Regions from separate parts of the Mus musculus genome. Here regions 1 and 2 are each linked to region 3. The links are chromatin loops, found by intact Hi-C in ENCODE. Cell type or tissue: gastrocnemius. All regions are shown on one strand. Links, peaks and the distances in the headings refer to the core of each region. The heading gives the core; the rest is flanking DNA.

Region 1 (7,359 bases), core at 1,962-4,461, 350 kb after region 3:
ACTGAAACTTATAGAGGAGAAAGTGGGGAAGAGCCTCAAAGATATGGGCACAGGGGAAAGATTCCTGAACAGAACAGCAATGGCTTGTGCTGCAAGATCAAGAATTGACAAGTGGGCCCTCATAAAATTGCAAAGCTTCTGTAAGGCAAAGTACACTGTTAATAGGACAAAAAGACAATCAACAGATTGGGAAAAGATCTTTACCAATCCTACATCTGATAGAGGTCTAATATCCAATCTATACAAAGAACTCAAAAAGTTAAGAGTCCAGAGAAACAAATAACCCTATTAAAAATGGGGTACAGTGCTAAACAAAGAATTCTCAACTGAGGAATACCGAATGGCTGAGAAACACCTGAAAAAAATTGTTCAACATCCTTAGTCATGGGAGAAATGCAAATTAAAACAACCCTGAGATTCCACCTCACAGCAGTCAGAATGGCTAAGATCAAAAAACTCAGGTGACAGCAGACACTGGTGAGGATGTGGAGAAAGAGGAATACTCCTCCATTGTTGGTGGGATTGCAAGCTGGTACAACCACTCTGGAAATCAGTTTGGTGGTGCCTGAGAAAACTGGGCATAGTAGTACCTGATGATCCAGCTTTACCACTCCTGGGCATATACCCAGAAGATGCTCCAACATGTAATAAGGACGCATGTTCCACTATGTTCATAGCAGTCTTATTTCTAATAGCCAGGAGCTGGAAAGAACCCAGATGTCCCTCAACAGAGGAATGGATACAGAAAATGTGGTACATTTACACAGTGGAGTACTACTCAGCTATTAAAAATGATGAATTCATGAAATTCTTAGGTAAATGGATAGAACTAGAAAATATCATCCTGAGTGAGGTAAACGAATCACAAAAGAACACACATGGCATGTACTCACTGATAAGTGGATATTAGCCCCAAAGCTCCAAATAACCAGGATACAATTCTCAGAACTGCCTCCTTTCTTAAACACATACTTCATGAGCTTATGAGTGACTTCAGCCCTCTTTTTCATTAATCATTGTCCAGAATTTTAGTAATCAGATACTTTTCTCTCATTACATTTTTTTTCAGGACATAGATTTCTGCATGGTTTAAAAATATCCTACTTGAGCTGACTTTCAAATGGCTTTGGTAGAAACAATTTGGAGGTTCCTTTGATACTTTGAGAACCGTAATGTAGCAATGACTTCCCAGGGAGCAAGTTAGAAGAAAGGAAAATGAACTTCCCTGTGCACAAACACAGTATTTCTGCGGCAAGCATGAGTCTAACCCTTGGTCACAGTCAGAGTAGGTCAAGGTGACAAGTCACTGAATGAAACTGTTTTGTTCTTGGAATCAAGTCTACACTGTTGGCTCTCAACGATGGTATGCTAGTCTCATAGACTCGTGCCTGCTCCGGACTTTTCAAGAATATGTTCATTTTGTATAGAGGAGGCATTAGTCAGTCAGCATGAATAACAAAATACCACAGACTGGGTGACTTCAACAAGAGATTTCTATTCCTTTACTGTTCTGGAAACTGCTGAGCTTAATACATGGGATAGGACTGGTTTCTTTTAAGGTTTCTTTCCTCAGCTTGTAGGTAGCTGTCTTATCCTCTCTGATTTCAGGTAGACTCCCCTCTGTGCTTGTCTGTGTCCCAATCTTTTCTTAGTTTAGGGTCTTTTCTGTGACCTTTTGAAACCTTAAGTATCTCCTTAAAGGCCTTGTCTGCAAACACAATCACGTTCTAAATGACTAGGCCATTCAGGATTTGGAGGAAGATCCAGTTTAGCCTCTAGCAAGTAGAATCCAGGAAATTTGTATTTTCGGTGGTGTTTCCAGGTAATTTTGATGCAGCCAGGCTTAGGCAGACTTAGAGCCAGTGTCTGATAATCATGGCAAACACCTGCTAGCTCGGCAGCTCTGCCCACTGGCATAACCCTCACATTTCTTCTTCGCAAATGAGAGCTCCTCTGCCAGCTCACTTGAATTTCAATGGGATTGTGACAAATGTGCCCCGGAAGGACTCAGTAACCCAATACCCTGCCTCCTGCAAACATAATCTGAGCTTGTTTATGGCCGGAGTTCTGGGTATCAGTGCAGAGATATTTCATTCCGTATGTTCTCAGAGGCAAAGCACAGGTTGCGCAGCAAAATGCAGATCTGCAGACAGGTTGCAAGTGAAGCTTAGCACACTGGAAAACGGATCAAATGCAGACCTAATTGCCTATAATTTATCTTCTGTGGCCATGATTTGGTCTGCTCTCCCAAATTCTCATTAAATCTTAAACCTTGGGATACACTCCTTTTGTCTCCGAGGAATGGGGTAACACTAACACACGTTTTCTTGAAAATCCAGTCTTCAGTGTGGATTTCCCTTAAATAAATCCTTTCTTTTTGTCACTGTCAAAATTACCCACACAGATGCAAGTAATTCTCGCATAGTGGACGGCATTCTCTCTGCATGTTTCTGGTGGAGGGGGATACAGGGGCAAGGTGGGTAGGATTAGCTTCTCTTGACTCGTCTGATTTGTCTGAGAGAGAGTTTAAGAGCACACCCACCTGCCATTTCTGAGAGTTAGGAAGCAATAAATCTGTTCTTAAGTGGAGATGATATTTTTTTAAATTTTCTTTTTGTGGAGTGTGAACAGTAATGAGTTGTGCCTTCCCTGGCCCAGAGTGTAAAACGACATGTTTCCTTAGCCAGTCCTGCTTGTGACCATGCCTTAAACATTGGCCTACTATTGCTGTTTGAGCATTAAGGTTCAGTTGTTCTCAGTTTTAACTATGTACAAAAAAAAAAAAAAAAAAAAAAAAAAAAAAAAAGGAAAGGAAAGAAAAAAGAAAAAAAGCCAGCCTAGTGATAGGAGCTAACACATTCATCATGTAGAGGGTTTGAAGGTATTTGGAAGCCATCATTAGTGATCGCAACGTCTGTCCTGGACTGTAAGGTAAAGGCAGAGAAGGGAGCCATCCTATTAAGTTCAGAATATTTCACATAGCCAAGGCTGATGCACCAAAAAATACCTTTTAACAGGCCTATTACAAAGCTCTGGCTGCTATCAAGAGATAAGCCTTAGCAGCTGCATTGCTGAAGTGGAAATCCAGATGGAGGCCCCTCGAACCCTTCAAGTTCTGCACACAGAGAGCCAGGAACGGTTGGCAGTGGGTGCTGTCTGGCTTGCTAGGGAGAGTGAGCGAGGCTGTACCTCCCAGCAGGAAGTCCCTGCCAGGCTTGTAGTTTGTGCAGAACCCAAGAGCTCAAGGCAGAGCTGGACAGTACTCTCCTGGCCTGGGTGCGAAGTGAAGCCACATGAGGGACCGTTAACTCTACTAAGGAGCATCCTAGAGAGAGATCGTAGGATGGGCAAGCAGAGTGCTGAGGAGAGCAGGGCACAGAAACTCCAGCATTCTACGGACTGAAAAACACACGTATGTGGAGTTTTACTCCGGAATGTGGGCGATAGGCTGACTCAGGTACATGAACAACAGGTTGGGTGTTGGAGAAATAATCTTATTTTTTAACTTTATCTCTAATAAATTAGTATAAATGTTTCCTTTTAAAATTAATTAATTAATTAATTATTTTGAGATAGTGTCTTAGTTAGGTTTTTATTCCTGCACAAACATCATGACCAAGAAGCAAGTTGGGGAGGAAAGGGTTTATTTAGCTTACACTTCCCACACTGCTGTTGATCACCACAGGAAGTCAGGACTGGAACTCAAGCAGGTCAGGAAGCAGGAGCTGATGCAGAGGCCATGGAGGGATGCTACTTACTGGCTTGCTTCCCCTGGCTTGCTCAGCTTGCTTTCTTATAGAATCCAAGACTACCAGCCCAGGGATGGCACCACCCAACAAGGGGCCCTCTCCCCTCGATCACTAATTGAGAAAATGCCTTACAGCTGGATCTCATGGAGGCATTTCCTCAAGAGAGGCTCCTTTCTTTGTGATAACTCCAGCCTGTGTCAAGTTGACACACAAAACCAACCAGTACAGATAGGGTCTTACAATTTGGCCCAAGCAGGCTAGGATCTCCCTATGAAGTTCTGGTTGACCTTGAATTTATAGCCATCCTCCCTACCTCAACTCCTGAGTGCTGGGATTATAACCATGCCCTACCATGTCTGGTTTATGCTTAGTTTTTGTTAGCATATACTATGAGGTAGTATTCTTCCTAATGGTATTTTTCACTCAGGAATACCCTGTATTTTCACTATAACCACCCCATGGTCCTCTCCTGCCCTTTCCTCTTCCACACCACCTCTCTTCTACTTTCAATTCCTAAACTTCATCCTCTGGGGAAAAGGTGTCCCATTTTGATTCTCTCATTTTAATTCAGTTTTCTCTGCAATGAGCTTCTCCCCCCCCCCAAAAAAAAAACAAAACCTAAACTTTTAGTTTGCCTCCACGCACCATTATCAAAGGCTCAGCAAGTCAGTGACCTTTGCTTTTGTCAAAGTTTTAAAAACATTCAAAGCAGTGACTGTTTCGAACTCATCCTTAACTATTCAGTGATAATAAGACACCTCCAAATTAATCTTGGGTTGATTTTGAAAATACTCTTTCCCAAAGAGATGACTTAGCATTGAAAACAAGATTGTTTCTCAGGTAATAGACTGTTTTATATTATTTCTGAAGTTTGAGAGCATCTCATTTTGGTGGTAAAGGTATTCTGAGAACCATAGACCTCCTACAATGTGGAAATAGCCATGACAATTTGCAATGTTACAAGGACTGTAAATAGCATAAATTTGGTTCTAAAAGTGTTAGGGACATTTTTAATGTTTCAAACAAACTTTCCATCTGTAATTTTTTTATCTTTGTGAAGGATAACTACATGTGCCTTATTGGGTTCAAATCTTTGTTCTGATCAAAGGAGTAAATACTTTTCACTGTTCAGTATTGCAAATATTTTGGGGGTAAATAATAGTATTTAAACTATTCTTTTGGTTATTTTTGTTTTGCCTTGGCTCTGTTCGTTTTAGACATGGTTTCACATAGATCTGTCTGCACTCAAACTTGCTATATAGCCTGGAGTGACCTTGAACTTCCGATCCTCCTGCCTTCACATCCTCAGTACTGTCATGAATTAGCATATCTACTTTATGAAGAGCTGTGAGTCTAATCCAGAGCTTTGTGCTTGCTGAGCAAGTATTCTACAAGCTCTTAAAGTACTTTTTATGAATAGAAGATGTGTAAAGATTAGATTACTAATATATTCTCATTTAGTACCTATTATGGGATGGAAACAGGAACAGCAGGAGTATAAGGTAGGTGAAGATCGGTGTGCACTAGTCACTGAGAAGTGATGTTCAGTAGGATACAGTTAGTTATTCAACAGGGCCCTGTTGAACATTTGCTAGATCCAGATCTCAATTGCTTGCTGCAAATAGAGCACCCCCCACCAAAGATGATGCCCCTGCTCTCTCTTATAGGGAAGTGGTGGCAGGGCTTGTGTGTCCCGAAATGACTAATTCTGGCTGGGAGGAAGAGGGTATGATTGCAAAGTCCATCCTGTAATTTATAGGAATGATGACTAGTACGTAGACGTAGCGACCAATCTCAAGAGCAAATGCATTTCAGGTACAGAGGTCACCTTTACAGATTATATTTGGAAATGGAAAGGACGTCTCAGATGTCAGATCCAGAAGATGGATGTAGAGATATTGGAGAGTAGAGATGTGACAGACTTGCGATGAGCATGGTTTACTACTGTATCCATGTCAGGGTCTCGGGAGAAACAGAAGCAAGAGAGCTCCCTAGGAGCTGGGGGAGACTGAATCTCAGGCTGTATGTTTAAGCCTTTAGCCTCATACTAAAGATGAACTATAGTGCTAGAGAGCTTAACAAGGTCACACAGACGCTAGGTAGAAGTACTCATATTTTGCCTTAGGGTTGCTTGACTCCAAATTTGTAACCTTTTCCTGGTTGTCAGTACAGGGTTGGAGAAGTAATCGGCTTCACCATAAAGGGGTGATGGTTGCAATGTGAAAGACTATGGGTGTGACTTCAGAGGGAATCCATGGAAACAAATCAGACAAAGGAGCCTCAGAGAGAAATAAGGAGGCTGAGGTTCTGGCGGGGGGGGATGCCTGGGGTTTAAGGTAAAGGAGAAATAGATATTTGGGGGGAACCAGAGAAAACAGCTGATGAAGAACCAAAGCTCAGAGCAAGGAAGGAAGGTACAGTGAGAGGCAATGACTCAGCCCAGGGAGAACTGCAGTCTTAGATCAGGGAATTGTTACACTCCAGCTCTGTCGTTTTTTTTTTTTTTTTTTTTTTTTTTCTAGTGACATGACCTTGGATAGTTCTTCCATGGCTTTTATTGCACCCATTTCCCGAGTAGCAGAGAAACCATTCAGATCTGTGCTGGAGACCATCATGACAATTTATTTTCAAGTAGGCTATAAGAAATATTGATGGGATATTCCATACCTTACACACCTCATGTTTAGACTAACTTCCACACTACCTTTGATACAGCCTGGAAATAGGAGTTGTAATTTATGATGCATGCCTTAATTCTAAGCTACTATGTCTGCCTTTTGTTTACAAAACAAGTATGAAAAAGCAGAGGCACAGAGAAGAGGCAGAGCCACTTCCTCCTTGAAAGCACAGCAGGGTAGGTCTGGTGCCTAAGGTATATCCGTGACACTGAATGACTTCAGCCATCCGCCAGTCTCTCACTCTTGTTGGTAGCTTTTGCTTATGGGCTTCACTTGAAGGTCCCTTTTCATTTCTTTAGGAGAAGGTGTCATTAACGCATTGGCTGTCTCTGTGATATTGTGCAGTGCTCTGCACATTTATAGCTTATATAAATATTGAATAATAAATAACTACAAGAGAAGAAGAATATTACAGGCTGGGGAGAGGGAAAGATGCTGAACTCATTACATGAGGGCCAACCTCGGCCTCTTGGCTATCTCCTTCAAAGAGATTTGTTTGCCAGCTGTGTAGAGAAATATACTTTCCATATGATGAGCCTGGAGAAGGAGCCAGTTTCCCTACAGAATGCTTTTGGAATATCCCCAGGAGGGCCCACAGGATCCTTAATGGTGTGTCAGAGAGGATAACCCCTCAAGCCTCCTTGGCAACTGGGTTAGAGCAAAGCTCTGGGGAGAATGGCTTGTAGCAAGAGGCAGAAATGAGAAGAATGGGATGCAGTCTTTGTGTTTTATTTTACTTTCTGATTCTGTGCGCTCACAGGGCAGATTTCCAGCCAGTTTATTGGATGCATCGTTGGCTGAGAAGGTCACTTGTTCTTTACTTCACTGTGAACCTGGCTCGAGAAGAGCATTTCTCATTTAATATGTAATCCAGATTCAGTGTGGCAAGCAAAGGCTATCTCCTCCATCTTAAGAACGAGGTTTTCCTGTTT
Region 2 (7,359 bases), core at 2,552-5,051, 930 kb after region 3:
CTACACTATTAATTGGGCTTAGCGTTTCTTAGAATATATTCCATTACTGTTATACTGGCCTATCCTCAGGCAGAGAAACAATTTCTTACAACCTCCAGGGAGGCACACTATATCCTAGTCCCTTTTGTTTGGTTTAGAAGTTTGCCATGGGATACACAGAAAACATGGAAGCCAAATTTAACAAGCAAATAGCAGCACCTTGGAAAACTATAAAACTCTAGGCTTGTGTGATTGCTCTCCCTGCTTGCCTGCTCCATGCAGTGGAGCCTTGGTAGTGCTTCCTCCCAGGCCTGGGCCAGTGATGTAAACTCTTCCTAATGAGCACACAGGAATCTGACATTGTTCCCGTTGCTCCTTGTCATCAACATACCCAGTACCTAAGCTTGAGCATCCTTAGAATAGCACTTCACACCCAGTGGCTCTCACAGTCAATTCTGTAAAAGTATAAACCATCTTAAAATAGGATTTTACCCCAGGGTGGGAGGGATCCTCAACCAAATAGTCACAGTGCACTTTGAATGACTAATTTACGCCATTACATTGCAAAATAAGGAATAGATCATACTTTTTCATAACATGACCACATAGGAGCAGTTTTAATTTTAAGAGTCAAGCACCTACATTAATCTGAGTCTAATATAATAGGCCTCTGATTTAAAATCTCCTAACATTCTTTCACACTTCATAAAACTAAAAATAAAACCGCCTCACCAAATAGTGACCTAGGGTCCGGCAGACATACTGTATTTCAAGGAAAACTGAAACACTAGCTCTCCAAACCACTACGTGCAGGCAAATTGCAGTTTGTAGCCTTAATTGGTCTTAAATGTGGGGTGGAAGAGAGAGGAGACTTCGGTCTGTAGAGATTGAGATTTATTTCCCTTTTTAAATCAAAAGCAGATCCCATGGTTCAGCTGCCCCCTGACTCTCCCGCCCTACCCTCGCGGGTCGTTCTCTCCTCCCACATTTTTATGTATATTTTATTCGAAGACGACAGGTGAGGGGAGGTGAAAGTGCTTCGTGCCTTTCCGAAGTAAACAGAGGGGTTAGGAGGGTTTATCTGGGTTTATTTATTTACTAGGCGGCCGGCCTCTCAGCTGTTTCTCTTCTCTGGCATTTGGAAGCTTGCAGTCCTTTAGGGATGAGACAGATTTGGCAAGCTCGCTCTTTGTGCCGCCTCCCTTTTCACTGGGGGCTGGGGATGGGTGGGAAGAACGCAAATTTATGACAGCCTTGAGAGAAACGGGGAGGAGGCGGGGGTCGAAAAAGTTTCAGCTCGTATGATAATGCCCATTCCCTCCCACCCCCGCGGCCAACACTGCCACAAACAGCTTTGGTGCCACCCGGAGCCCTGCCCCCGCCGTCCCCTCCCTTTCTCTCTGCAGGCTCGAGCTGGCAGGCGCAGGCACACTTAAATTCCAGCACGGTCTCCACATTCCCCAGAACTACTACGCTCGATTACTACGGCTGCCCTCCCCTTCGCTTCGGGGGGTTCCCCCAGTCTCCTCGGAGAAGCTCGGAAGGCTACTGCCAGCTAAAGGATGTGCGGCTCCCGAGTCCAGCAGGGCTGCGGGCTGGTTGCTTGTCCTGCGCAGTTTCTCTGCTCCAGGCACAAACACGGCGGAGAGCCGGCGCCTCGCAGACACACACAGATCCACGCATACAGTAGAGCTGTCTAGATCCACATTCTTGCACACCGCCCCCTGCTCCCCCCGCGCGCTCCCGGAGTCGCTGAGCAGGGCGAGTGACAGGAGCGTCCCACCAACCCGCGCCGGGCCGGGCAGGGAGGAGCGGCTCGCGGGGCCAACTGCGGCGCGTCTTCCGGCGCCCGTGGAGGCGGCGAGGGTGGGACGCGGGGCGGAGCCCGAGTTTAGGAAGAGGAGGGGACGGCTGTCATCAATGAAGTCATATTCATAATCTAGTCCTCGCTCCCTCTGTTTCTGTACTCTGGGTGACTCAGAGAGGGAAGATTCAGCCAGCACACTGCTCGCGAGCAAGGTAAATATAACTTACAACTCCTTTCTCTTCTCTCCACGGCTCCGGCCTTACAGCAGCCGCAGCGGCCGCCGAACCCCTTGGGCACCGCGCCGCCTTCGCCCCGGATTATGCATCCTTATCCTAATCATTATTTATTGTGCATGCTGGAAGACCAAAACAAACAGGCGGGCCAACCGCTACAACAACAAAAAAGCCCGCCTCTTCCCCGCGGGCCTCAGGTGGAATGCTCTAACCACAGCTCCCGGGTGGCGATAAAAGAAACAAAGTTTCAACCGAACCTCGCCGTTCTAATAATAACAGTAATAATTACTACTTCGAGGGGGCAAGGAGAAGAAATCCCAACATGTCACAGCCTTGACCCTGGGCAGGTTGACAGTGATGCGCTGCCAACTCAGGGTTGCAACACACTCTCCGCCAGGTTGCATCCCCCCCCCCCTCCTATCCCCTAAAAAGCAGAGGTGGGGAGGGCTAGTGGCAAGAGGAGAGGGGGATTTGGGAACTCCGGGCCGGGGGGCGGAGGGGTTGGGAGGCGGGGGACTGGAAACGCGACAGTTCACCCCGAGCCATCCTCCCCGTTAGAGTTGGAAGGGAACAGGAAAGGAGGGAAGGAGGGTGAGGAGCCCGGGCTGGCGGCAGGGCGCCAACCAACACGGCTGCTATTCGCCTCCCGGGGACTTGTTTAAAGGGCTCCGGCTGCGGGGACGAGAGCAGATCTTGGCGGTAGTAGTCTGGGATGGCGCACTGAGCGGGCGGCGGCCACTACCACAGGGTTGGTGCCTTGGGGCTCCGAGGTGTCACCTCCACTCCCGGGGTTCCCTAGGGCAGGGAAGGGAATGTTGATTGGTGACAGGCCTTTAGGTGAAAGGGTTGGCCCCGGGGGCTATGGCCGTGGCGCCGCGGACCCTCTTGTCTGGTACCTAGAGGCAGCGCGGGCTAGGATGTTGAAGTTCGGGGTGTCCAGCCCGGGTCTCATTACAGAGGGTGGAAGGAAGCCCCAAGGAAAGAGGTCCGAGGTGTCCACTAGGCTCTGTTAGCCTCCCCTCCCCTCTCTGGGTTTGTTTTCTTTTGCTTGGTGTCTTTCCTTGGCAAGCGCCGAGGAAGCTGCAGACGCGGGGCGCCTGGGATGGTCTGAGTGTCAGGGGCGCACAGGGACCCGGGAGAGCCACGGCGGCTGAGGGCTGGGGAGGCCATGATCCGGATAATCCTCTCTGCCTGACTGTCACAACAGGACCCGCACGCACCCGGGCAGCGGCCGCGGCGTTCGCCCGGGAAGGGGAAGGGCTGCAGTGGGGAGGAAACAGGGGGTGGCGAAGGAGGGAGGCGGGGAGAGCCGGTGGGAGCCTCCTCCTAGCGATGACACTCACCCCTTCCTTCTTGCTCCCTGCTTTCGAGTTTGCTTTATTCCCATCCCAACATAGTTCACCCCTTCCCTTGCCTCCTCCTCCTCCCCCATCGCTGGGCTGCCTCCCCTCCCATTGGCGTTGCAAAACAGGGCCACGCCATCTGCATAGGTGTCGCGATGTACTTCCCCAAATCACCGGTCCAGCGCGCCAGCCCCTGGGCGCCCTCCAGCCACCAAGCGCACACCAGCACAGTGCCCCCCGGTGCCCCGCACCAGGCCGCGCAGCCTGGACGCAGTGACACCGCTCCGGGCGGGGCGCAGCGCTGAGGACTCTAGGGGACACCCGCGCTCCGGCCCGGGCGCTCACGCTGGTTTCCGGTACCTGCAGGAGATCGCCGGGTGCGGGTGTCTGCATTCACCCCTGCGGCCTGGATTACATTATTATTTTTTTATACCGGTTGCTATTCGCTGCGGATAGTGGTGAGCGCCGGGCTGGTAGGGCTGCCTGGGGGATGGGGGCGGAGGGAAGTTGGACACCAATCAACCCGGAAAAAAAAAGTTTGGCAGTGCTGCAAGTCGGATGGAGGGGCTGGAGGGGGCGGCGGGCTGGCGTGAGTGTGCAGTGCGCTAGGGACCAGTGAGTGGCGAGCTGCGCGGGCTGCGTCTCTAGCCGGAGCACTCCCGGGAGCCGGACGCAGAGCCGGCTGGGTCTGGCGGCGGGAGGCGGTGGCGGTGCGTGCGGCGGCGAGGGCGAGTGCGTGGCGCGCGCGAGCGGCGGAGAATCAGGAAGTCACCGCGGCGAAGCGCACAGACGTGTTTGATCGCCGTGACATGACGCGCGCGAGGGAGGAAGAGGAGGTGGCGGGGGCCGGGCCGCGGGCGCCGGCCTAAGCCGCGCTGTGCACACCGCTCCCTCGCAGCCCCGGGCGGCGCCAGCTCGAGAGCCCTGGCCGTTCAGCGTCGCCCAGGTAAGGAGCCGGCTCCTCCCGCTGTCGCCGCCGCCGCCCGCTGAGCTTTCTAGGTCTTTCTCTGCCGACCCCCCTCCCATCTTTGGCTCGCCTTCCGTGCAAAGTCAGGCAGGCAATCGATTGCAGGGAAAACTTTCCAGCGGGAGGCACTGCGCGGGGGAGATGGAGGCCTCGCGGGTGGCTGGCGTGGTCAGTTCTTTCTGCTCCAGGTCCGGAGAGAGTGAGTCGCTGTGCCCTGCGGCTGTTGCACGTTCAAACTTCGGGCCTAAATGTGCTTCCAACTCTCGCAGGATTTACTCCACGAAGAAAATAAACACCCCAAGCGGTCCACTCTCTCGCGGGGGCCCTTGGGGGTGTTTAAAGCGAAGGAGGATGGTGTAGGAGGGGAGAGAGCGAGGGCGTAGTGCAGAATCATTCCTCATTCAGTGTCTGCACCGGGTGTTATGTAATTTTAGTGGCACATGGGTGCGAAGCCCACACTGGGCTTCTCCCTCCTTTGTTTATATAACTTTTGGGGAGTTTTGCCAGGCTGTCTCCATTATCCCCTCCTCCCCGGTGCAGTGGAGGTTGGTACTTTTGAAAACAGCAGAGTGACCGGAGTTAGCACTGTTTTATAGAGGTGTCATCATTGTGTCCTTTTTAGTCATCTCGTTGACACAGATTCCTTTGTATGTTTAACAATGGAACATAAGGAAGACGTTAAGTACTCACGTTTGTTCTTTGTGCCTTGTGGTGCTGTTTGAAGTTTCAGTTAATCTTCAGACTTCTTTTCACCTGGCTTGCTTGCCTTGCTGGTGGGAACACCTAAGATGGTTTGAGACTTTCTTCGGTTTGTATAGCACAAAAATCCTCTCCACCACTCAGAAAACAGTGAGAACTCGTCCAGTATAAAATGCCATGGTCGGTGTTATGTGTGCATATACTCACAAACGCACAGTCTAGTGTTTCCAGCAAGGTTTTCCTCCAATTTGTGACTTTACCTGAAGCTGCTCCCTCCCCGGGGACTTGTCAGGCTTCGGGATGAAGTCTAAGTACACACAGTTGAAGGGTTAGGAGGCGTGACTGGGTTGTTTCTTAGGTGGCATTATTATGCAAATGAAGGCACACTTTTTTCTTTTCAGAATCTAATTGCCCTTTTATTCCTCCCGGCTTGCTGACTGGCTTTTAAAATACTACATTTGGATAGTTGAGGAAGGGAGCCCAAAGTGGGGTTGGGGGACTAGGGACTAAGGACAAGAAGGTAATTGGGTTAAAGTGTGCCGTGAACTTGTGTGAAAATGCCATAAGGAAACGCATTGTCTTGTACAGTCAATATACTCTAGGATACGTTTTAAGAAAAAAGAAAACCTTAAGAATAAAATAGCAAAATGGTCCTTTCATCTCAAATGTTTACTACTGAAAAACTGGGAGATATAGAGACACCTGTTGTTAAGGTAGGTTGAGGGGGAAAATAATCCACAGGATAGAGGTAGAGATAGAGATAGCTATAGAGTGCTATCTAGGTTTTGTTGAGGCCTTTTAAAAGTGGGGCCATATTGGTAGAGAATGTTTTTTAAATGAGGTAGGATTTGGGACTGTCAGAACCTTTGACAGGGAGGGAGGGAGAGCCCACCTCATGCAGCCTTTCTCTAGGGACTTGTATCACTCACAGTCCAGCATTGGATCTGACTGCACTCTGGTGTCTCACAGAAAACACCACAGAGCCTGTTCAAAGCAGCCTTAGATCTTTGCTTTTGTTCTTTTGTAAAGTGGGTTTTTTTTTTAAACATTTCTCATCAAGTTTCTTGAAAAAAAAAATGCTCTGCCCAACACCTAAGGCTTAGAACTAACAGCAATAAAAGTGTGTCTCTTGTATGGTTAGTGCTTGAATTCTTTTTTTTTTTTTTTTTATTTAAGTATTCTGACACAGTATACTTAGAAAGTAACCCCTTTGCAGGTAGTTATTTAAAGCTCTGTTTCTTTGTAAGTTGAAAATAAACCGTTCTGCAGGTGGGGGTAAGAGCACATCTTTCTCTTCTAGGGGGCAGCTTGGATAGTCTAGGATACTGTATAATATGTAATATTTTGACGTTTCATTTTAAAGGCGCGCTGTGTTTTGGAGGACCATAAACAGAGAAGTTTCATAAATTATGGAAGTGGGGCTGTCCTCCAGGGGTCCCAGGTTTTTCCCTCCCTTAGAAGTCTTCCTTTGTAAACAAGGCCTTTGTCAACCTTCCTAGGTCAGCAGCTTTCTGCTGCTCTAGAGAAATAATGAATCAGTATTTATGACATTTTGACATGCTGCCATGAAGACTCCTGACTTATCTCAGGCACCACGCTGAGGACTGTTCCCCAGTCTCAGCATTGTGAAGGAGGGCCAGCCAGTCTGGGCCACCAGAAGTTAGGATTCAAACTGTTTCTGCTTAAGATGCTGTGGAAGGAAGAAAACTATGATCCACAGTTCCTCTCTGTGGTAATTTCTAATGAGCAAATGAGCAAATGTCTCTCGTATGAAAAGCCAGATTTGGAGATTGTTTTTTATTTATTTTTCCCTGTCATTGTTCAGAAAAACTATGTGTGTGTGTAACTTTTAATATCTAACTAGTTAATAAAATTATGAGCCATTATATAAGTAATTGGGTATAGATAGTACAGATGTTGGTAATTTATTTGGCAGAGTGTTTGGGAAGTTGTAAGGCCTTTGTTTTTCTCTATACAGAAAGTTGTGACTTTGTGTTAATTAGAGAACACAGGAGTCTAATACTAAGCCTTGCCAGAGTTTGTGAAAGAGCATATTTTTTGCCTAAGAGATTTATTACCAAGTTAAATAGGTTCTTGAAAACTGGGTTTGAAAGACTTTATGTCTCTCTTACTGTTTATTATCTTTATTATTTTCCATATTATTGTTAGTACCTTTTTTTGAAAGTGTGAATATCTGCACTTTCAAGTACTTAAGTTTTTTTTTAATATAATTTAAATACTTGAATAATTATAGTTCAGCAGTTTGTCTAAGGGATCCGATGGAGCCAGTAGCTAAATGATGAGGTTTTAAATATTGACTAGAACCATCTC
Region 3 (7,359 bases), core at 2,461-4,960:
GTCCTTGGGGTGCTGGAGAAGATGTCCTTCCCAGAGGGGAGTATCCACCTGCTAGAGGTCTAGCTAAGCCTGTAGGCTGGCTCTTCAGCACCCCTTTTCTAGTCTGCCCACCATAGAGAGCCTGGTCTTTGCCCTATAACACTCCCAAGGGCTAGTCCCCTGTCTTAGGGCTCCCTATCCCCAAACCCCATTTCCCTGTTTTGGCCTCATCTGACTGGTTCATACACAGGAATGTTATTTGTCTCCTCCTCAAGTGATGTTTAAAGTTTGGCCCAGTACAAAGGCTCCTGGGCTCCCTAGTCCTGTTTACTTTCAGTTCAGGAAACAGCTACTCACAAGCTCCCCTCCCGGCTCTACTCTCTGCCATCTGGTAGCAAGCGAACCCATTTTCTCAACTTTGTTAATATTTAAAATTACTTGCGAAGGGCTAATTATCTTCTATCTTCTTAGGGGCTATACAAGCCATGAATAAAAACCTAGCCCGTTATCCACATGATCTGGCAGGGTAGAGTGGTGGAGTTATAGTTCATTTTCAATCGGAGGGCAGATGCGCACAGACTGCCTGTTTGCAAAGGTAGAAGACTGTCTCCTGTGTGTGTGTGTGTGTGTGTGTGTGTGTGTGTGTGTGTCTCGGTGTTGCTCTCGTGGAAGAAAACTCAGCATGATTTGACAAAAACAAAACAACACACAAAAGACCAGTGCCTAATCCTGTCATGGAGGCTCTAACCCTAACTCCAAGTGCTAACATCTGAAGGGTTGCAAGACAGCTAGGGAGCTACGAAAACAAAAACAAAGCAACCACAACAAGAACAACAAATAACCAAGAGGCCGTGGCAAACCAGCTGCGACCATTTCCGGCTGAGAGCCGAGGACTCCTCACTCTGTCCCTTCAGGGCAGAGGGCTATCCTGGTCCAAGGTTCTTGACCAGGTCCCCAGCTTTCCCGAAGGACAATGGGAATTTCAGGACTCCTCACTTTCATCACTGGAGAAAACGAAGGTTAGAAAACACGTTTCTACTGTAGTCAAGAACTTAAACGCACCCACCCAGGTTAGAAAAAAAATTAGGCGAGTTAAGTTAGATAAGGAAGACCACAAATGAGGAAACTAGGGGGTGCTGAGGAACCGGTACCAAGGATTAGTTCCCCCGCTGCCTCAGTGGGGAGCCTTGAAGCTAACAAGTCGCCCCTCAAGGCCCCCAGAGACACTGAAAGAAAAAAATCTACAGGAACATATAGAAAGTCATCTTTATACATTAACTGGATATTAGGAAGCGTTCAACCTCACAAGGGCCTGAGAATACCTGCGCTTCCGGCAGGGAGGCAGGCAGGCAGGCAGCTGGTCTTTGTTCTCACTTAGGCGAGCTTGGTTGACTTGGAATTTTCTGACAGGTTCGGATTAGAGGAAAAGAATCAGCTCCGAAATTTTCTCCCATCAACAGATATCCATCGCCACTGTAGCGCGTGCCCAGGAAATCGACAACCTGTTTTCTGATGTGTTTTCTAACCCGCTCTTCCTGCGGAGGGCTGGATCTTAAGGAGAACCCTTTAAAGAAGCATCGATGGGATTTTTAAATTTAGCTTAAGGTAATAGACTGTCGCGTTGCTTAAAGGACTTCTCTATTATTCGTGGGAAATTTGACTTTGTTTCAAACATTTTTGTGAAGGGTATTTTGAGAGAGAGAGAAAGAGAGAGAGAGAGAGAGAAGAAAGTTAGTTTTCTTGATAATCACTCATTCACACATGCTAAAAGGCTGCTACGTTTTAAAAGTTTTTGTATAAATGCTTGCTTAGATTGAATATTTTTTTGTATCTAAAATTGCTAATGGCGTGGTTTATTTCTATTTGCTCCCAGAATGGACTGTGCTATCCACTGATAACAGGAAACCGTAGATGGGCTGTAGTCGTTGCTGCCACCTGCCTCGCAAGCTCTATGGAAGTAAGGAACTGCTTTGCACCTCGGAGTTATCCACAAACTACAGATATTTGTAAGACATCTGGGCGCTGACCAGCAAGATAAACATGGACTTGTTCGTGCGGAGAGAAGGATGCCAGAGTGCCCACTTTAGAGTGGCCTCTTCTCTCGGCCCAACTGCCGGTCGATGGTTAAACACCGGAGATTATGATATCATCGATAGAAATCAACGCTAACCTTTCTGATCTCTACCCCTTAGTTACCTTCTCGAGAACAACGCGATGTATAAGAGTACGAGAATCAGCTTGTTCTCTAGTCGGCGAGATAAAAGGCGACTGCTCCGCCGCAACCACTGCCCACATTTTTAGGTTTAGCTTCTGGATCAGGGACCCGGCTGCAGCGAAGGCTGGCGGGTGGACTCCGGCGGCGCAGTAGCGCTAAAGGGAAGCTTCCACTGGGCTGAGGAGGAGGGCGCTCAGCCCTAGTGCTCCGGCCAATCGGCGTGCACACCGCCTGAAAACCAACCAATCAGAGGACGCAGAGCTCGGGGTGGGGGTGGGTGGTGGATAATACTAGGAAGGGGAGCTCAGGTCCCCGACTGCAGTGAGTGTCTCTGCGCCGAAAGCAAGCAGGGTGCGCCTGAGGCGGAGTCCTGGGTCCGGGCCGGACCTTTTCCGTCCTCTTTGGACCAGAAGTGGGAAGTGAAGTGAGGCGATCCAGGGTGCAGAGGACCGAACAGAACTTTGCAGAATTTGGAATGTACGGGGTGAGGTTGCTGAGGCCTTGACTCGCCTCCGGCCTCTGTCCCCCGGTCGCCATCCAGTGGGCTCCCGCCTCCTGCTCTCAGACCCAATTCTGTTTGCTCCCACTGCCTGCAGCTCCGGGGGACAGATCCTGAAGCTGGCTCTCTTTTAACTGGGTTGCTAGCCTGAGCCTGGTTCTTGGTGAGTGCTGTGTTGTCGCCGCTGCTCGGGAGCCAGGGAGGGCACGGGGCGTGACTCTTCACTACGGCTTCTTTCTGTTTCTGGTTGTCTTGCCTTAAAGATGAAAATCAAGTTCCCTCAACCTTGTGCGGCTCAAGCACTACTGATACCAGACCAGCTTCTTCAGCTTCATGGCTGTGTCCCCCACTCCCTGTGTGTGTCCTATATAGAGCATCGGTTTAGGGGAACCGGAGGGACGAGAAGACCTCTCTAGAGTCTTTGTGGTGGTGTAGGTCAATGAGAGACATTTGGAAAACGAGGTTTCAAGGTCCCTTGTAATAAAAGGAAAGATAGTTGTACCTTCGACATTTTTATATTTATCATGGCCATGTTAACTGGCTGTGGAAAAGCCTGACAAGTGGCTTAAACTGGCCAGTTAGTAAGGTCAGTGGGTGACTTGTCTGGAAAGGCAGACAGGACTCAGGTTAAAGGTCAGGTGCACAGACCACTTAGAATTAGTAAAATACAAGCTTCGTTGAACTGTGGATCTCGGGTGTGGCCTGTAGAAGAAAACTGAGTAATTCAAGGGGGAAAGCTGGCCTTGCAGAAATTCTGGGCCGAGTCTCAGAGAGGGTCCCTAATTGCGACGGGTCTTTAGGCCTTTTTCTGTCTCCCTAGCGCGCGGGCAACCGAGCCGAACGACAGTCTAGTGTCATGACGGAAGGGCAGGCAGTCCCGGGAGTCGGGGACTGGGAGATCGACGTGGAAAGCCTAGACCTGGAGGAAGATAGCTGTGGGACTCCACTGCGGGCCACGCCGCCGCAGGAACCCAGTCCGGCGGCGGCCGATGGGGAGGAGGACGAGGACGAAGAAGAGGAGGATGAAGATGTGGAGGACGAGGGTGACGGCGAGGAGCCCGGCGTGTCCTCGGAGGTGCCAGGCCGGCCAGAGCAGCCCGGGGGACTGGCACCCAGGCCACCGCCTGCTGCTCAGGCGCTGCCAGCCGCCGCCGCCGCCCCTGAGCGCGGTGCCACCGCCGGTGGCGGCGCAGAGCCGCGCAAACTGAGCCGCACACCCAAGTGCGCACGCTGCCGCAACCACGGCGTGGTATCCTGTCTCAAGGGCCACAAGCGATTCTGTCGCTGGCGGGACTGCCAGTGCGCCAACTGCCTGCTGGTGGTGGAGCGCCAGCGTGTCATGGCCGCCCAGGTGGCGCTCCGGAGGCAGCAGGCCACAGAGGTGGGTGCCGACAGGCTGGGGATAGGTCTCCAGGGTGCGCGCCCAGGCAGGATGAGGGAGTCCCTTACAGCAAGGAGCTGGGCTTCCACTCACACAACCCAGTGACCCTCGATCTCAGATCGCCTGGCAGGAGAGGTTCAGACACTGTCTCGCTAGCCTGCGGGGTTCCGGAGGGAAAGCCGTGGCCTTCGATGCAGAAAGTGCTGAAAAAGTCTCCTATTCAAAAAGCATTGAGAGGCAAAGGAATTAGGTCCATTTGGGACATCGCGGAAAAGTCAATAAAAATAAATATTTTCGGGTTTAGTTTTGCAGGTGGTTGGGGAGGGAGGAAGGTGGTTGACAGAGCGGTTGATGTCCAGTCAGGATGAAGCAGCACGCGGTGCTGTCACTGTGTGTCGCCCCACCTTGATACTTAGGCAGAACTTGATGCCCATTTTCCGGATGAGACCAATATGACAGCGGAGTTAAGGGCCCCTCAGTCCAAGGCTATTGACTATGTGACCTGCCAGAGAATGCTTAGAGGTCTTAGCAGTCCCCACGGTGCGGTGCGGTGCGGTGCGGTGCGGTGCGGTGCGGTGCGGTGCGGTGCGGTGCGGTGCGGTGCGGTGCGGTGCGGTGCGGTGCGGTGCGGTGCGGTTCTGTTGTGAGAAGTCAGGATTTCTCCTAGAGAGACTTTTGAACCCTGGAGTTTATACTTCCTCTTGTTGCTTTGGGGGAAGTGATGCAGGTTTCACAGAATCTCCTCTCAGACCTGAGGTTAGGCAAAATGTTGAATTCTTTGTTATCGTTATTCCTGTGATTGTTTGATTGTTTTCCCTGGCCGAGGTGGCCTTTAGGCAAGTGCTCTGCAATTGATCTTCTACCCGGGTTCCCCGGGAAAACTTTCGATTTGACTTCCCCTGCAGATAGGTGCTGGGAGGTAGTTAGGTCACCGAATATAGTGGGTGACTCCAAAGGGAACCTGCTCAAACTCACCAGACGGGCTTGGGGAACCTCAGATGGCCCTGGCTCTGGGTTCAACCTCTTTCCTAGATGGGCTAGTTGGGAGTAACCTGGCAGTGACCAGAGGACTCCCAGGCTGGTGTCCCTTAAGAGTTTTTTTTTCTGCCTTCACGTATACCACCTCCTCCAGAGAACTAGATAAATACAGAAGACCCCCCTCAAACTCTGGCACCCCATAGTGTCTACTCCACCTAGGGGAGAAACCACCCTGTATTTTTTTTTTTTTTTTTTTTTTTTTTTGGTCCTCAGAGGCAGTTAATATTCTGCCTAATGGGCATCAAGTTCTGCCTCAGTGTCAAGGTAGGGTGACAGCCTGGGCACTTTCACACTGAGGAGGCAACCATCCCCCCACCCAATCTTTCTAGGCTCTGTTCTTAAAGTCTCCTTGACTGTGGGTCTCACCTCCCTCTCTACACGTGTTCTCAGCTTCGTGAGATTAAGAGGCACTCCCGTTAATTATTTTGGAATGATTTTTTTCTCATAAGAGTTGGCAAAACAAATGCGTTAAAGGTTGGGGTGGTTTCAGAGGCTTTCTGGATGCTGCTCCTCACAGTTGTTTCTTGAATTTACAGGACAAGAAGGGGCTTTCTGGGAAACAGAACAATTTCGATCGGAAAGCAGTGTACCAGAGGCAAGTCAGGGCGCCGAGTTTGCTGGCCAAAAGCATTTTAGAAGGTAAATATAACTTCAAGTTGTCCTTTGGCTTTTAAAAACCGAGTTGAGAGATACTTAATATTTCCATGCATGATCTATATATTAGCCCAGGAAGGAGCAAATTTTCATTAGAAGTTTTCCTTGGGGCAAAAAACTCACAGAGATTTTGGCCACTAAGACAGTATTATCCTCCGCTGTTACACCTGGTGAAATTTACCCAAGTGTGAGCGACATAGAAAAATTCACTGTCAAGTGATCCTGGAACACCCCCCCCTCCCCCGCCCCCGCAACTCTCTTAGTTATTGAAGGAGTTTAATGGGCAGAGTAAACTAAGTAAGGTTATAGCTACTGTGACCAAGCGTCTCCTCTAGCCTCAGGTTTCACTCTTTAGCGTGCTTTTCCTCTTTGGAAGTTTAGCCGGTTGTTACCTCTCCACACTTCTACCTTATGGCTTCTGTCAGTCAAGGCTGCAGACTGGGAGAGGCTTTGGACCAAACAAGCAAACTGCTTGCTGCTAGTTAACTTCTCCCCTTGCCTTCATTTCCCACAAGCCCTAGAGACACGCTCATTTTTCTTAAAATAGTGACGATTTTCTAAAGCATGGAGTTTATTTATCGATGGGCTAAGCACTGCACTGGCCATTGTCATTTTTCCTTTCCCTTTATCTAAAGTGAAGCTACATCCACTTTGATCTGCTTTAAACTACCCCTTCCTACAGCTCAGCTTAGAGAAAGAAGGGCTTAGCGGTCAGTTGAGGATTTCTTTTTCTTTTCTTCCTTTCCTGTGAGTCTTCTGAGTTTAGCTGATCCGGGACAGGTTTAAAGTGTGTGTCTCAGCCTGTGCTGTGCACTTCTGACCTTAGAAAGAGTTCCTGAGGACTCAAAAGTGAGTTTGGTTACAAAGCCTGCAAACATCTACAGGCATAGGAACCTCATTGATGAACTGAGATTTTTGCCAAAGCAAGTTGAGACACTCCACGTCTCAATGGAAAAGTCAACTCAAGTAAATAACTTTTTGCCAAACACTTAGCCTAGTGGAAACAATCATTTTCCACTTTTATTCTATTTGCAAATGAGCATAATGGGCTTGCCACTGGGTAAACACAAGCTCTACTCTAGCTTCTTCAGAAAAATCTGCTACCTGTGGGTGAGTGTTTGGGAGCAGAGAAGTACTGTAAACATTCTATTTATGTTGTATTAGATTTTGGCTTTTGATTTTGCCTCTGTTCGTGGACTGTGCATGGTTCCATCTGCATCCCCGCGACCTGCTTGTTCAGCCCTTTAGGTGTTTGGCCATTGTGAATGAACTTGGGGAAAGAATGCTGGAGACCTGTTGTTGCCAGTGACCTGGAGGGGTCTTCCCCTCCACCCCCACTGTTTTGCCTTGCTTTGTTTGTTCTGGAGGTCAAGAGGAAGCCAGGCTAAATTGTTAGTTTCCCTGTGTGGCTGTGTGTTTGGGCTAGTTAACTTTCTCTTCACTTCGCTATATCCTCAAGTCTTTTCTTCTTTTTTTTCCCCCTCTTTCCTAATCTCCTTTAACTTTCTTTTTCTTTTTCTCCTAGTTCTCCTTGGATTATTCTACAGCTGTAACAATGTGTACATAATGAGACATCTTTAGAAAATAAAAGTG

The links. Hi-C counts contacts between places; a loop is a spot of excess contacts. Peaks named below come from ENCODE experiments on the same cell type or tissue, not always from the same donor. Only the 100,000 strongest peaks of a DNase experiment are listed, where the experiment ranks them.
Region 1: a loop joins it to region 3, with 2.2 times the contacts of the local background. A loop is called at or near these places in 3 of 42 quality-filtered maps.
Region 2: it touches region 3 in a loop (3-fold over the local background); 6 of 42 quality-filtered maps call a loop at or near these places.

Annotation. Positions count from the first base shown.
Region 1 is chr19:26,019,262-26,026,620 of GRCm38, forward strand. No RefSeq gene overlaps it. Among named protein-coding and RNA genes, the nearest start is that of 1700048O14Rik, 24 kb to the right of the region's middle. In gastrocnemius, for the core only: no CTCF peak of the experiment used is centred there; a DNase peak (open chromatin) is centred at 3,164.
Region 2 is chr19:26,603,236-26,610,594 of GRCm38, forward strand. Smarca2 (SWI/SNF related, matrix associated, actin dependent regulator of chromatin, subfamily a, member 2) reads left to right here and starts at 1,925. Exons shown (of 33, transcript NM_011416.2): 1 at 1,925-1,998. It overlaps Gm52395 (a long non-coding RNA gene), which reads right to left and starts at 3,275. Exons shown (of 7, transcript XR_003952911.1): 1 at 2,916-3,275; 2 at 2,014-2,814. In gastrocnemius, for the core only: a CTCF peak has its summit at 3,592 (motif pointing left); DNase peaks (open chromatin) are centred at 2,677, 3,223, 3,585 and 3,987; H3K4me3 peaks cover 2,500 bases; H3K27ac peaks cover 2,500 bases.
Region 3 is chr19:25,669,903-25,677,261 of GRCm38, forward strand. Dmrt2 (doublesex and mab-3 related transcription factor 2) reads left to right here and starts at 2,509. Exons shown (of 4, transcript NM_145831.3): 1 at 2,509-2,856; 2 at 3,514-4,074; 3 at 5,649-5,751. The coding sequence starts at 3,550. It overlaps 2610016A17Rik (RIKEN cDNA 2610016A17 gene), which reads right to left and starts at 2,337. Exons shown (of 2, transcript NR_045347.1): 1 at 2,176-2,337; 2 at 1,232-1,543. In gastrocnemius, for the core only: a CTCF peak has its summit at 3,985; a DNase peak (open chromatin) is centred at 4,087; H3K4me3 peaks cover 2,500 bases; H3K27ac peaks cover 2,500 bases.